Linked DNA regions of Homo sapiens: region 1 is linked to region 2. Evidence: read pairs that join two places in POLR2A ChIA-PET (ENCODE). Cell type or tissue: HepG2. All regions are shown on one strand. Each heading gives the region's core, and the rest is flanking DNA. Links, peaks and the distances in the headings are about the cores only. Region 1 overlaps KIAA1958. Region 2 overlaps KIAA1958.

The links. Peaks named below come from ENCODE experiments on the same cell type or tissue, not always from the same donor. Only the 100,000 strongest peaks of a DNase experiment are listed, where the experiment ranks them.
Region 1: POLR2A ChIA-PET joins it to region 2 with 6 read pairs; 4 of 35 experiments call an interaction of 5 or more read pairs at or near these places.

What each region holds. Positions count from the first base shown.
Region 1 is chr9:112,490,414-112,495,801 of GRCh38, forward strand. The region is part of intron 1 of KIAA1958; the gene reads left to right. Among named protein-coding and RNA genes, the nearest start is that of HSDL2-AS1, 5.5 kb to the left of the region's middle. In HepG2, for the core only: no CTCF peak of the experiment used is centred there; a DNase peak (open chromatin) is centred at 3,248; H3K4me3 peaks cover 504 bases.
Region 2 is chr9:112,568,080-112,573,467 of GRCh38, forward strand. The region is part of intron 1 of KIAA1958; the gene reads left to right. Among named protein-coding and RNA genes, the nearest start is that of HSDL2-AS1, 83 kb to the left of the region's middle. In HepG2, for the core only: no CTCF peak of the experiment used is centred there; a DNase peak (open chromatin) is centred at 2,922.

The DNA.
Region 1 (5,388 bases), core at 163-5,162, 78 kb before region 2:
GCTTCTGATTAGTTGATTTATGGACTTTATTTACTAGCATGATTGGAGAATTCTTTTGCTAGACTGAAATTGCACTCTGCCTGTGCTCTGGTCCGTTTCCTAGGTAACAAATGCACTGCATAGATTCCATAATGAGGACTGTGGTTGGCTAGTTACTGTGTAAATTCTGTTGTTTGGTAAAGCTTAGTCTCAAATTCAAATAAAGGTCAAGAAACGAAAAGTACTGAAAATGCAAATTTTTGAATTTTATTTTGTATCCAATGCCAACAAAGTTTAATAGGCTTTTCTGGAGAAAGGCAAATTATGCAGCCGTATTCAAGTTTGTTTTGCAAAGTCTTACACTTAAACAGTTGGAGAGCTTTTTCACCGTTAGTGTTCATAGTGGTAATGCTAATGGCTCTAGTGACAAAGAAGATGTATTTCAGAAACATGTTATTACACTTGAAAATAATATGGAAAGCAAAGAATCTTGGTCTAGGACAACAGTGATATTCTTATACTGAAAGGAAGTAACATTATGTATCAAAAGAAATTATACAACTTTGATGTGAGATATAACATTATGTTTTTTAGAGACACAGTCGCACTCTGTCACCCACGCTGGAATACAGTGGTGCAACCATAGCTTACTGCCTCTTCAAACTCCTGGGCCCAAAGGATCACATCTCAACCTCCCAAGTAGCTGGGACTACAGGCACGTGCCATCACACTTAGCTAATTTTTCTTATTTTTTGTAGCGATGGGGTCTTGCGGTGTTGCCCAGGCTGGTCTTGAACTCCTGGACTCAAATGATCTTCCTGCCTTGGCCTCCCAAAGTGCTAGGATTATAGGTGTGAACCACCACGTCCAGCCATAACTTTAAAAAAGTTTAAGAAGACGTTAAAACGTTGAAGCAATATTTAAAAACATTAAAAATCTTACCATAAAATGCTGAATTTCTACTCTAGCTTTTTTTCTTCTCTGCATGAACTTTGGCCAACCTAGCACCAGGGAGTAGCTCCCCCCTTGGTTGCTGCAAGTTAGAGAATAGCTTTCTCCTTCACCTTACTCTCCTCTGGAAATCTATGGCCTCTTTAGCTCCAGAGATAGGACAAAAAGTAATATGTATGGAATGGCTAGTAATTATTAGCTGGTTTTTTTTTTTGTTTTTTTTGTTTTTTTTTTCCTTAAGAAACCTGCAAAGAACCAAAATTCCATTAAAACCTACTGGAAATATATTTTCACTTGATGCCTGAAAATGTTTTTTGTTTGTTAATCATCAAGGATTTCATTAGCTGAACTTAACATACACATAACTCTTTTTAATTCTAAATAATTATCCAAAGTTGCTTCCATTGCTTTCCCTTGCTTCTCTGGATTGTTTTTAGATGATTCATTTACTCTTTGGTTAACTTTCATTTCATGCATAGGATACTTCTTGGTTGGCTTCTCTTTTTATTCTTGGTTTTCTTCAAAACTGATACTGCTTTAACCTTTTCTGTCCTTTTTTAATTGCAAATATTCTGTCCCTTCAGTTTTTTCTTATATTTTCCTCTGGAAATACTTATTATTTTAAAAATATTTTCCTTGCATGATTTAAGGCATAATCACCATATATCAAAAGCTCTATCCTTTTTTCTGTTATAGGACTTCATATTTCTGGGACGGAGTTGACAATATGTGTGAATTCTTAACCAGCTAGGACTACTTCCTCTTCTCAGCTTGTATTAATTTGTTAGGGCTGCCATAACAAAGAATCACAGATTGGTTGTCTTAAACAACAAAAATTTATTTTCTGACAATTCTGGAGGCTAGAAGTATAAGCTCAAAGTGTTGGCAGGGTTAGGTTCTTCTAAGGCCCCTCTCTTGGCTGATGGATGGCTGTCTTCCTAAGGTGGCTTCACTTGGTCTTCCCTCTGTGTATGTGTGTGTCCTAATTTCCTCTTAAGAACATCACTTACATTGGATTAGGGCACACACATATGACTTCATTTTACCTTAATTACCTCTATTCCAGGCCTTACTTCCCCTATAAGTCACATTCTGAGGTACCAGGGTTTAGGATGTGAACAGATGAATTTGAGAGGAATACAGTTCAGCCTATAACACAGTCCATCCCTCTACCTACTGCCTTTCATGCATGTATACCTACCTACCTACATATGTACATACATACCTCACTCCACATGTGGGATTTTGTTGGCAATTTTTCACTTGAATCCCAGGCCCCAATACATAGCAATATGATCAACTCTATATATAGTCATTAAAAATAAAGTAGCTAAAGGCTTTTTGTTTTTCACTCTTCATATTCATTGTTTTTAAATGCTTTATTTTTAATGACTTAAAGTACAAAATCCTTTTTTTGTTTGTTTGAGACAGGATCTTTTTCTGTTGCCCAGGATGGAGCGCACTAACGTGATCACAGCTCACTGCAGCCTCGACCTCCTGAGCTCAAGCAGTCCTCTCACCTCAGCCTTCTGAGTAGCTGGGATCACAGGTGCACACCCAGAGCCCAGCTCACTTTTTTTTTTTTTTTTTTTTGTAGAGATGAGGCCTGTGTGTCCCAGATTGGTCTTGAACTCCTGGGCTCATGATATCCTCCTATCTGGGCCTCCCAAAGTGCTGGGATTACAGGCCTGAGCCACTGTGCCTGGCCAAAATTCTTAATAGTTGTTTTGGAATACTGGAGAATATTATTGTGGCCAAATTCAGTGGAAGTGCTAATGCTGTTATTTTCTTCTGAGTTCTGAGGACTTGTTTCTTTTAGTGCTTTTTTTTTTTCAGCTATTGGTCTTGCTGCTCTCATGGTAAGTTATGCACTATTTGTTCTTTTCACGCATGTCTGATGATTCCTGAATCTAATATCTAGTCGGGGCTTTTCTCCTGAAATCCACATCTTTGTGTCCTACTACGACTGGATATATTCACTTAATTTTCCACAAGCATTTCACATTCAACATGCCCCAGACTTATTGTCCTCTTCACATCTGTGTCTTTTCTTTTATTCCTTAGCTCAGTGAGTTGGTACCACCTTCCATCCATTTTCCCAGTCCAGAAATTTAGGAGTTATCTCTGATTCCTTCTTTATTCTTAATCCCATTTTCCATACATAATCAAGCCCCTGGGTCAGTCAGTTCTTGCTGCCCAAGATTTCTCAATTCTGTCTGTTTGCCATATGTGAATCATATGCTACTGTGTTACCTTTGCATTAGTCTTAGTTTTTCATTTAAATATATTCAGTGTGCAACAGAAGTCCTTACGGTAAAGCTTCTGTAATCATCTAGTAGTCTGAAGTTCATTGAATTCTTGTAGTGGCTCATGTGAAATGTATCCCTTGCTTTTCATATTTAACACTGTTTATCTGTGGCTTTTATAGTTCAAGGTCACTTTGACTGAATAAAAATACTTGACTCACATTTTTTTTCCCCTCAACTATCTTTAAAAATGTTACTCTCTTGCAGGAGTTGGCAAACTTTTTCTGTAAAAGACTGAATAATAATTATCTTAGGTTTTATGGATCACTGGTTTCCCTCACAATTACTTAACTGTGCCATTGCATTGCAAAAGCAGCTATAGATAGTGTGTAAATGAACTAGCCTGACTGTTCCAATAAAACTTAATTTACAGAACCAGGCAGTGGGCTGGATTTGGTCCATAGGCCTTAGTTTGCTGAGTCATATTCTATTCTGGTAAAATGTGTTGTTGTCAAACTGTAATACCAATATGATTTTCTTTCTTTAATTTTATCTTTTTGCCTAGATACCCAAGGGCTTTTTCTTCATATTTAAAGCCAATAATTTTACTAGAATGTCTGTTGACCATTCCCTGTTAATTCTCCTAGATACACAGTGTTTTTTATTACATTGGCTCAAGTGTTTTTTCATATTTTCATCAATTATAGTTTTTTAGTAATGTGTTCCATTGTTTTCATTTTCTCTCTTTGGGGCCTCCTATTATATGTATGTTGGATCTTCTTATGTCTATACCTTAGTATTATTTTTTCTTATTTTTTATATTTGCTCTATTTTTATGTTTTTTTCTATTTTATGCTTTAGTGTGTTCAATGTATTTTTCATGGTATCTATCGCTTTTTTTTTTTGACAGTCTCTGTCACCCAGGCTGGAATGCAGTGGCACCATCATGGTTTACAGCAGTGTCAACGTCTCTGGCCTCAGGTGATCCTCCCAGTTTAGCCCCAAGTAGCTGGGACTACAGATGTGCATCACCATGCCCTACTAATTTTTGTGTTTTTTGTAGAGACAGGGTTTCACCATGTCACCCAGGCTGGTCTCAAACTCATGGGCTCAAATGATCCACCTGCCTCAGCCTCCCAAAGTGCTGGGATTACAGGTGTGAGCCACCGTATCTGGTGGTACCTATCTATTAAGTTTAGTGTTCTTTTTAGTTTTCACTTCCTTTCTGAGTTTTTTCTTTCCTGTTCTGTCATGAACTTTGTCATTTCTTATTGTACATCCTCTTGTTATCTGGCAAGATTCATTTTTTAGTTTTTCAATTTCTGATGTATGCTGTTCTTCCATAGCTTCTATCATTTAAAAATTTTTTCCCCTTTTTTCATTTTTTTTTCTTTTTGAGACAGGGCCTTTCTCTGTCATTCAAGGCTCAAGGGATTCACCCACCTCAGCTTCCCAAGTAGCTAGGACTGTGGATGTGTGCCACCACTACCAGCTGAATTTTTTTTTTTTAAAGACAGGTTTCACTTTGTTGCCCAGGCTGGTCTTGAATTCTTGGGCTTGTGATCCTCCTGCCTTGGTCTCCCAAAGTGCTGAGATTACAGGCATGAGGCACTGTGCCTGGCTATTTTCTTAATTCCTCTTATTCCTTTTGAAATATGTTACAGTTCTCATCTTTTTTTCTTACTGTGCTTTTTAATTGTTCTCTCTTGGTCATATTTAAATTAGATGGACTTACCTGTACTTTTGGAGAAGGTTTCTGTGATGGAGATGGAAATTGATAAATACAGTTTTCCTGGTTTTATAGTTTGAAGATTTCCTCCTTTGTTGCTTATCTGAAGTATTTTAAAAATATGGCCACTCAATTAAAATAAAAATGAGGTACCATTGTACACTCACTAGAATGGCTAAATGAGAAAGATGAAAAATACCAAGTATGAGGATGTAGGATAGCTGAAATTCTCCTGCACTGCTATTCAAAGTGTAAATTGGAATGGAAATGTAAAGTGGTACAGCAATTTGGAAAGCTGTATGGCCATATCTACTAAAACTGGACATATGCTGCAAATCCTGTGACTCATTAGTTCTACTGTAAGATCCATACTCACCCAAATATATGGACTAGAATGCTCATAGCACATTTGTCATTGCTCCAAACTGAAATCTGTTGAAATGGCCATCAGTCATTGTTGTTCCCTTCCGCAGTGAGTCTGAC
Region 2 (5,388 bases), core at 307-5,306:
AACACTTCATAGGTCACTTTATAAAATAAAATAGGCAATATTAGCATACAAATTTTTGCAAACGGAAACACTCAGGTATACTAATGACAGTTTCATGGGTATAACAGTTATGAGCAGATGAACCATATTCAGGAAGAAATAGCTTTTACAACTGAGGTCATCTGAAATACTGTGACAGACAACCTCAGTCTTTTGATGACATCCATCAAAACCGTGATGGGTCATCACTGCATATGCAGTCCAAAGAGCTACTAAGATCTTGAGAAATTTTATTTTTCACAAATGCAGATGTATGAAAAGGATATCTCTTCATTTATTAAGGACATTTCAGTGCTTTTATGTACACAGACAGTGCTTACACACAGTCAACATTGTGGTAATGTACCTTTTTGGAGTCAAATTTGCAAAAAGTACATAAAATAAATTAGAACTCTGTAAGTCTTCCCGATGTTTATACCTCCAGTTTTGGAAATGATAAGATGAAATACATAGCATAGCACATTGTAAGATAAATAGTGCTTGGCCCAGCATGGTGGCTCAAGCCTGAAATCCCAGCACTTTGGGAGGCTGAGGTAGATCGCTTGAGCTCAGGACTTCAAGACCAGCCTGGACAACATGGCAAAACCCCATCTCTACAAACAAAAAATTTAATATAAAAATGAGCCAGGTGTGGTGGTGCGCACCTGTGGTCCCAGCTGCTAGGGAGGCTGAGGTGGGAGGGTTACCGGAGCCCAGGGGGCAGAGGTTACAGTGAGCTGTGATCTCACCACTGCACTCCAGCCTGGGCAACACAGCAAGACCTTGTCTCAAAAAAAAAAAAAAAAAAATAGAGCTGCCAATTTAAGAATAGGAAAACTAAAAAAAAAAAAAAAAAAAAAAAAAAAAAAATTGACATATGACAATGTGTGTTACAGGGATATATTATGGCAGTTGCATGGAGGTAGTCTGTAAGAACTGGCCGACTTTCATGATCATTAACTGTATTTTGAAGTGTTGCATCTTGATGAATAGCTGCTTTTTGTCTTTTCGGACATGGCTCTCGTTGGAGAATATGTTCACATTCCTTCTATATGTGGTACTGTTCTTTTTGAAATTCTTGTATGATTCCATATACAACAACATGAGCATTGCCTATTAAATTTCCCCGTTTTCTGTGCCATGCTTCTGTATTGTGAGTAGGTGGAAATTCATTCTACATGTACTCATACAGAGACCACAAATTTGGCAGAAGCAATACTGGTGATGAAACAGCAACACCATTGCATTAAGTGTCTTCTTATCCTATTGTGCACATAATTATTTTTGAACTAGTCAGTACATTGCTGGCTTCTTCAGGCAATATGGCTTTAATTCATTAAAAGCTTCTGGAATGTCATCTTGCTGAAAGGAATGCCAGTGCAGGCAAATGACGCTTTTAACTGAAGTTTGTATCATTGCCATATCATTGTAGCCAATCAGCTCATCTGAATTTCCTGCCAAATGCATTAGGCTGAATGGGAAACACAAACTTTATTGGTAACACTTTGAAATTCCTTTTAGAATTCTTTTTTTTTTTTTTTGAGACAAGTTTTGCTCTTGTCACCCAGGCTGGTGTGCAATGGCATGATCTTAGCTCACTGCAACCTCCGCCTCCCGGGTTCAAATGATTTTCCCGCCTCAGCCTCCCGAGTAGCTGGGATCACAGGTGTGCGCCTCCATGCCTGACTAATTTTTTTTGTATTTTTAGTAGAAACAGGATTTCACCACATTGGCCAGGCTGGTCTCAAATTCGTGACCTCAAGTGATCCACCCACTTCGGCTCCTCAAAGTGCTGGGATTACAGGTGTGAGCCACTGCACCTGGCCCAAATAAGCATTTATTAAGTGTTTTACTTTTTCTTGTCATTAATACATAATTGAGTGGATAAGTTCTAGAATTTTCAGATCTAACAGGGACATGAATTGTATATAGTTGATAAACAGTGGGAATGATTTTGAAAGTGCAGTTTATTAGCTAACGTGAAGCATGTGCTAGTTCTTCTGTGTTAGATTTAGTGGTAAATATAAGAAATCTGTCTTTGACAGTCAAATAACTAATCAAGAATAGTTCACCATTTAATGTTGTTTGTTTGTTTTTTAACATTGAAGAACCTCAGTATCAACAAGTATCTTTGGTTCAGAAGGTCACTGAGCTTGTTGAATTCTTTTTATTTTCTGCTGGAGGGCGTTTTTTGAATGGAAGCATGGTGCTATACGTGAAGGGGCAGAAGTCTTACATGATTGAATAATTTGGCCGGGGAGATTTCTTGCACTTTTGGCCTGTGTTTTCTGTGATCTTTGAAACACTTGCTGCACTTGTATTTGGAGGGTGGTTGTGGTCTACAGATTTTGTAAGTATATGCTATCCATCTGAAAGTCTGCTTGTTGCTTGGCTGCTGCAGTTAAGCAATTTTCTGCTTGTGCAGCACCAATAATAATTAGCTTTTAAACTTTTATCTTTCACCATTTAGTAACCTTGTATATTTAACTTATCACAGCCCTTTTGCAAGGGAACATTTCGTAGTCTCTTCTGTTGTGTTGTAAGGAATACAGTAAGAAGGAATGATACTTGGCTTTGCCAGTACCAAATCTGTATTAGTCAAGATTCTCCAGAGAGACAGAACTAATAGAATATGCATATATACATGAGAGGGCATTTATTAGGGGAATTGGCTCATGCGATTATGTGGCTGAGAAGTCTTACAACAGGCTGTCTGCTAGCTGGAAACCCTGGGATGCTGGTATAGTGGTTCAGTCCAAATCCAAAGGCCTCAGAACCAGGGAAGCTAATGATGTGACTCTCAGCCTGAGGCTGAAAGGCCGGGACCTGGGAACTGCTGGCGTAAGTCCCAGAGTCCAAAGGCTGGAGGCCTCCAGTTCTGATGTCCAAGGCAGCGAAAAAGAAGCCTATGCTAGCTCTCAGAGAGAGAACAATTCACCTTCTGTATTTGTTCTGTCTGGGGCCCCAGCTGATTAGATGGTGCCCGCCAATATTCAGGCGAGATCTTCACATAATCCACTCAGACTCACACACTAATCTCTCCTGGAAACAGCCTTACAGACACACCCCCAAATAATGCTTTACTAGGTTTCTAAGTCTTCCTTAATCCAGTCAAATTGACACCTGAATTTAAGTCCACAAGTTCACCCCATGTCAGTTTATCACTCATATGCATTTCCTTAAACCATACTTAATTTCCAAATAAAGACAATAACAAGGTAATAGTTCCACCTAACATGATGTAGCTATCCTATGATTGTGATTTTGGGGATGTTAGACTTTAGGGATTTTGATCTTTCGGGATTTCAACATTTGGAACTATGGCGTTCAGAATTTTGTCTTTCAGGATTATGATGCGAACCCCTTCCATTTACGTGTCCTTGGCCATGACTGTGTCATAGGGCCACCCTTGCTCCAGGGGAAGCTGGGAAAAATATTTTAGTGAGCACATTGCTGCCTTAACAAATTTGGACTCTCTGTGAGGAGTAAGAGAGAATGGACACTGGGTAGGCAAAATAGCAGTCTCTGCCACACCAATTAAATATTAATAGCTATGTTAAGTTCAAAACAGACTGGGGTGCAGTAGCTCATGCCTGTAATCCCTGAGCTTTGGGAGGCTGAGACAGGAGAATTGCTTGAGCCCAGTTCAAGACCAGCTTGGGCAACCTAGGGACACCCCTAGGTTAAAAAATAAAAAATAAATAAATAAATAAAAACAAAAAATAAAAATAAAAATAAAAAATAAAAAGAAATAAAATAAAAAAAGTTCAGAACAAACACACAAACCAATCTATGTCTTTTTTTTTTTTTTTTAACATTTCTACTTTAACCAAAGTTACATGAAAGGAACATAAATAAGTCTAAATTTCTAGAGTATGAAGGAAATGTAAGATCACGTAGTCCTGGCATTGTAGGCTTAGAGATAATTAGTGCCTTGTCTGAGACCACAGGAGCAGTTCCAGGCTTGGGATTTCACGTTCCTGACTCCCACGCCAGTCAATGTTCTTTCCGTTTACATGGCTGCTTCATGAACTCTGGGAGCTCATCTGTCACTCTTCTGCGTATACAGGGTGGCTGGGTTTGGGTTACACTATCCGGGAGAAAACTGTCTAATCCCTTGAATGATTACAATAAAAGTGATCTGAGGAAAATTTATGTGTCTGACTTGAGAGAGTCTTATACGTTCACTTTGTAAGTGTTGATGGTGCTGGCAGTATGTAAACATTCATTCATTCTTCATTCATTTATTCGACAACGACTGCATACTAGACAATAGGTTATAATGTCCCAAGAACAGGACCATGCCTTTTGAATTTCCATATCCCCAAGTAGGTCCTCACTGATGAGTGAATAATTAAGTCATAGTTTCTGCCTTCAGGAAATTATTAGGTCTGAGAGACAGACAAGCAAATCAATGATAACAGTACAGCAAAGGCAAATCCCTTGAGATGATACAGGCATGGGTGAAGGGAAGCTAAATAAATCTCTGAGGCAGAAAGGGGGTCTGGAAAGATGCCAATAGGAAGTAGCCGCAGGTTCAGTTTTGAAGAGGCTGGCCAGGTGAGGAAAGAGAAGGGCAGCATATCAAGCCAAAGAATCAGATTCTCACCAGTAGGGGGTTTAGAGAAGAGGGGACCACAAGAAGTGTGGGAAGAGGCCATGGTCGTAGGAAATGAGGCTTGAGAGGTGGCCGTGGCCACATCAACAGAGACCTTAATAGTATGTTAAAGGATTTGAACTTACCTAACCTCCCTGACAGGGCGCCATGGAGTCAGGGCAGGGAATGGCTCAGGTGTCTGTCCACTTTGGTGTAACCACCTGACATTGTGGTTAGACCATGGTGCCTGACTGCAGAGCACCAGCGGGGCACCTCTTGTCACCCACAGCTGCAGATAGCCAGGGCCGACAAAATCACACATAAAGATTCCTGTGCCTCCCTGACCAGTGCTCCCAGGACCCCCCTCTTGGCAGAGCCTTACTAACCTTTCCAGCCCCTTGCAGACTCCACATGTCCCCTTTCACTTTCCTACCCATCATGTTGTCCTCACTCCTCAGGGACTCCTAACAAGGGCTTCTTTTTGTCTCCTGCCTAATAAGGAATGATTTGCTTCTATTTGATAGTTGGTTATGCTTGGCTTTATGAGACCCTCAGATGGTAGAAAACACCAGACATACTTTGTAACCTCTAATGGTGGGATGAAAGGCAATATTTCAGGAATTGCAGACAGCCAGGAGACAGGAAGCCTGGTCCTAAGAGTGGTTAGAGCAGGGCCTCCCGCTTCCCCATCCTTGCTTCTTTGGTCTACAGCCTTCCCCTCCAGCAGGTCTCCTCCCAGTCTGTTCTCCCTTCTCTGCTTTTCTTTCCCACTT